Regions from separate parts of the Homo sapiens genome. Here region 2 is linked to region 1. Evidence: read pairs that join two places in POLR2A ChIA-PET (ENCODE). Cell type or tissue: CD4-positive, alpha-beta T cell. All regions are shown on one strand.

Evidence for each region. Peaks named below come from ENCODE experiments on the same cell type or tissue, not always from the same donor. Only the 100,000 strongest peaks of a DNase experiment are listed, where the experiment ranks them.
Region 2: POLR2A ChIA-PET joins it to region 1 with 8 read pairs; 3 of 35 experiments call an interaction of 5 or more read pairs at or near these places.

The regions. Positions count from the first base shown.
Region 1 is chr10:12,180,491-12,182,990 of GRCh38, reverse strand. The region is part of intron 3 of NUDT5 (nudix hydrolase 5); the gene reads left to right. Among named protein-coding and RNA genes, the nearest start is that of NUDT5, 14 kb to the left of the region's middle. In CD4-positive, alpha-beta T cell, no CTCF peak of the experiment used is centred here; a DNase peak (open chromatin) is centred at 1,370; H3K27ac peaks cover 1,719 bases.
Region 2 is chr10:12,373,691-12,376,190 of GRCh38, reverse strand. The region is part of intron 1 of CAMK1D (calcium/calmodulin dependent protein kinase ID); the gene reads right to left. Among named protein-coding and RNA genes, the nearest start is that of CAMK1D, 25 kb to the right of the region's middle. In CD4-positive, alpha-beta T cell, no CTCF peak of the experiment used is centred here; no DNase peak of the experiment used is centred here.

The sequences.
Region 1 (2,500 bases):
CCAAGGTGGGTGGATCACTTGAGGTCAAGAGTTCGAGACCAGCCTGGCCAACATTGTGAAACCCCGTCTCTACTAAAAATACAAAAATTAGCCCAGCGTGGTGGCATGCGCCTGTAATCCCAGCTACCCCGGAGGCTGAGACAGGAGAATTGCTTGAGCCCGGGAGGAGGTGGTTGCAGTGAGCCGAGACTGCACCACTGTACTCCAGCCTGGGCGACAGAGCGAGACTCCATCTCAAAAAATAAAAATAAAATAAAAAGATGTGTTCGCGCCAGCTCATCTCTTCGCCTGACTGGTCTTCTGCCCTTCCTGCATTTCCTAATCAGGGATGTACATCAGAATCATATGGGGACTTTTCTGAAAATACGACGAAATCTCACTTCAGAATATCTATTTCAGTAGATTGGGAGTAGGCTCTAAAATCCACCAAACTACCATATTTATAGCATGGTCATGTCCATTCTTCCATACATAGGGTTTTTTTCCTGGCCTCTGAAGAGGATTTATGTAAAGCACTAATATTTTATACCAGAATGTCACCCTTTGAAGAATGAGTCTTTGTACTTTCCTGTATGCCACGATGTATAATTTATAGGATGTGTTATCTCTGACCTGATATAAAAGCCTGCGTGTACAGGTTGAGCAGCCCTAATCTGAAAATCTGAAATTCAAAATGCTGCAAAATCCAAAACCTTTTCATTGCCAACATGATGCCCCAGCTGGAGAATTCCACACCTGACTCTGTGTGACAGGCTGCAGTCAGAACACAGGCATACAACACAGACATTCAGTGTCCCCCCAGGGGAAAAGGAACCCTCCCCTTCAGCTCAGCTATATCCTTCTTTTTTTTTTTTTTTACCCTGAGACAGAGTCTTGTTCTGTTGCCCAGGCTAGAGTGCAATGGTGTGGTCTCAGCTCACTGCAACCTCTACCTCCCTGGTTCTAGCAATTCTATCTCAGCCACTCGAGTAGCTGGGACTAGAGGTGCATGCCACTGGGCCTGGCTGATTTTTGTATTTTTAGTAGAGGCAGTGTTGTTGGCCAGGATGGTCTGAAACTCCTGACCTCAGGTGATCCACCCACCTTGGCCTCCCAAAGTGCTAGGACTACAGTCGTGAGCCACCGCATCCGGCCATATCCTTTTTTTTTAAATTTATTTAATTTTTATTTTTTTAGTAGAGACAGAGTCTCACTATGTTGCCCAGGCTGGTCTCGAACCCCTGAACTCAAGCAGTCCTCCTACCTTGGCCTCCCAAAGTGCTGGGGTTTCAGGCGTGAGCCACCACACCCGGCCCGATATATCCTTTGCACGCACACGGCGACTTCCCTCTGCAGGTACTCCCACAGAGGGTCATGAAATGGCATGTGTGCAGACCGGATGCCCAGCAGCAGTTCCCCACAACACCCTACACAGGGCTGAGACCTATGTGCATGACTCATTGTGGGGTTCTTTGGCTTATTTCCTGCTCTGTGGGGTAAAGATACTGTTCAAAATGTCAAAAAGGCCTGCATGACACCCAGAGGGTAAGGCAAATATTTCAAAATCTGAAAAACCAAACTCTGAAACACTTCCGGCCCCTCGTTTCGGGTAAGGAATACTCAACCTGTACAGCTGTCACTTGGTGTCTGTCGGGGTTGGTTCCAGGACCCCCTGCAGATACCAAAATCCACAGATGCTGAAGTCCCTGATATGAAAATGCAGATACTCAGTATGTATTTGCCTCTAACCTATGCACATCCTCCCACGCACTTCATCTCTAGAGTAATCACAGCACCTAATACAATGCAAATGCTGTGTCAACAGTCGTACTCTATTGTTTAGGGAATAATGGCAAGAAAAAGTGTGGACCTGTTCAGTATAGATGCAATTTTTTTCCTAAATATTTTCAATGGGTGGTTGGTTGAATCCATGAATGCAGAACCCACGGATATGAAGGGCCGAGTCTAAGAGATAAAATAGCAGCTAGAGAATCCTATGTTCCACCGTCTCATTCATGAAAGGGGATGTGGGGTTAATTTTAGAAATATAAAAATATTCCAGTAGTGTTGTGTCTATTGACATTCAAGACAGTGCCGAAGTCACCCTCTGACCCTCCCGCCTCTTGTGTTGGTGAACTAGAGGGAGGAAGGCCAACAGGCTTTTCCATAACAAAGAAGACTAGGAATAGGATGATCTCACTGGAAGCAGAATCCTAAAGCTAGAAGAGGTTTTGGAGAAAACATACTCATTCCTGCTTTTTACAAAGGAGGGAAGAGCCTCAGGGAGGCTGGAGCTCTGGGCTTAGCTGGCGGGCAAGTAGAGACGAAGAGCTGACTTCCAGTCAGCTGTGCATCTCACAGGCCCTTTGAAGTTGTTGGAGCTCTCACTGGGCAATCTTATTCCGAGATTTCTTATCAATGCGTTTCTGTTTTATTGCTGGTGATTTATGGCTCGTTACTGCTTGTTTCCTTCACCTTAACCACGATAATGATGCTCCTCTTTTTGTTTCCCTTATTCCTA
Region 2 (2,500 bases), 190 kb before region 1:
TTCTTTTTTTTTTTTTTTTTTTTTTTTTGGGACAGAGTCTCCCTCTGTCACCCAGGCTGGAGTGCAGTGGTATGATGTCAGCTGACTGCAACCTCTACCTCCCAGGTTCAAGTGATCCTCCGGCCTCAGCCTCCCGAGTAGCTGGGACTACAGGCACACACCACCACACCTGGCTGATTTTTGTATTTTTCGTAGAGACAGGGTTTCGCTATGTTGGCCAGGCTGGTCTCGAACTCCTGGCCTCAAGTGATCTGCCCACCTCAGCCTCCCAAAATGCTAGGATTATAGGTGTGAGCCACCGTGCCCGGCTGCATGCTCTGGTTTTAGAGAAATCGGCATACGGACCAAAAGTCCTAAAACTGCAAAAGAGCACAATCTGTAAGGGTAAAAAATGAAAAACGCCAAATACACACTGCTTCCCATAAATCATGTCAAGACTACAACAAGCCGTGTTTGAGAGGAGGAAACCCCAACGAGGAAATAATAGAGTAATGGCATTCAGCAGGATACCCTAGGACACAGGCAATCGGGATACCCAACAAATGGAAGGACAGAAGAAGCCAAATGTCATTTATGTTCAGCTTTGGGCCATTACTGGGCAAGAGTCTTTTTTTGGAGTACCAGCAGCACCAAGGCAGCATCCTAATGACATTTCCCTGACAACTCACCCTTTCCCAAGCACAGCAATGTGGCAGCCAAGGAAAAGGGCCTGTAAACAGGTGAGGGGGGAGGCAGGGCAAAGCCCCATGGATTAAACACTCATTGCAGCTAATCTACGCAGTGAGCAATCCTCACACGGAAGGCGGGGATGATTTATAGAGACGAAATCCAGAGGAAGAAAATAGTGGGGGAACGTTCTCAAGGACTTATCAGTAACAAAAACATTTAGAAAAGCAGGCTCTCTAAACCACCGTGGAGACAATTCCATTACTCGGGATTTTTAAAACAGAACCAAATAAACTCTCCATCCATTACTCAGTGTGCAAGGTATTTTGGAAAATCACGTGTAAGAGATCACATGTAAGAAAGTGTCCCCTGCTCTCATGAAGATTTCGGTTGCATCAGAGAAAATTTTCCCGAAAGCAAAACAGCTCAGGCGCAGTGAGTGGCTCACACCTATAATCCCAGAACTTTGGAAGGCCGAGGTGGGAGAATCACTTGAGGCCAGGAGTTCAAGACCAGCCTGGGCAACACATAGTGAGACCCCCATCTCCACAAAAATATTTCTTTTTTTTTTTTTTTTTTTTTGAGACGGAGTCTTACCCTGTCACCCAGGCTGGAGTGCAATGGCGTGATCTTGGCCCACTACAACTTCCGCCTCCCAGGTTCAAGTGATTCTCCTGCCTCAGCCTCCCAAGTAGCTGGGATTACAAGCGCCCACCACCACACCCGGCTAATTTTTTGTATCTTTAGTAGAGACAAGGTTTCGCCATGTTGGCCAGGCTGGTCTCAAACTCCTGACCTTGTGATCCCACCCGCCTCAGCCTCCCAAAGTGCTGGGATTACAGGCATGAGCCAATGCGCCCGGTCCACAGAAATATTTCTAAAAAAAGAAAAATATAGGACAACTGACCCTCAAGAGCATGAGTTGAAGAATGAAAGAATAAAGACAGAGAAGCCCAAAGTAGGCTGCAAGCATCTGGGAGCAGTGGGTGGCAGAGATCAGATTTGAGTTGGCCCTGAAGAATCAGTGGTGGGCTCTGGAAGCAGGAGATACTACGTGAGCAAGGACACAGAGACTGGGGTAAGCCTCTGGGATCTGTAGGACACGGTACCGTGTTTTAGGAGTTCACGGGGAATGGTAGGACACAGGGAATGGCTAGAAGCCAGCTCTCCTAACCATTACTGTAAAGGGGCTTCCTTGCCCTGGTTGGTCGATTTTGCCACCTAGGCTCTTTTTTTCTTTTTTCTTTTTTTTTTTTTTTTTTTTTTGAGACAGAGTCTCGCTCTGTCACAAGGCTGGAGTGCAGTGGTGCAATCTTGGCTCACTGCAACTTCCGCCTCCTGGGTTCAACTGATTCTCCTGCATCAGTCTCCTGAGCAGCTGGGACTACAGATGCCCACCATGACACCTGGCTAATTTCTATATTTTTAGTAGAGACGGGGTTTCACCATGTTGGTCAGGCTGGTCCTGCACTCCTGATCTCAAGTGATCTGCCCACCTCAGCCTCCCAAAGTGCTAGGATTACAGGCATGAGTCACTGCACCTGGACTTTTTTTTTTTTTTTTTTTTTGATAAAGAGTGTCGCTGTCTTGCCCAGCTAATTTTTGTATTTTTAGTAGAGATGGGGTTTCACCATGTTGGCCACCCTGGTCTCGAACTCCTGACCTCCAGTGATCCGCCTGCCTCGGCCTCCCAAAGGGCTGGGATTACAGGCGTGAGCCACCGCATCTGGACTGCCCCCTGAGCTCTTAACAGAGAAAATGTGACGCAAACCCATGTCCCCACCATGCAGAGCGGCAGACAGCAGGTGATGTAAGCATGCTATGAAGTGTTTTA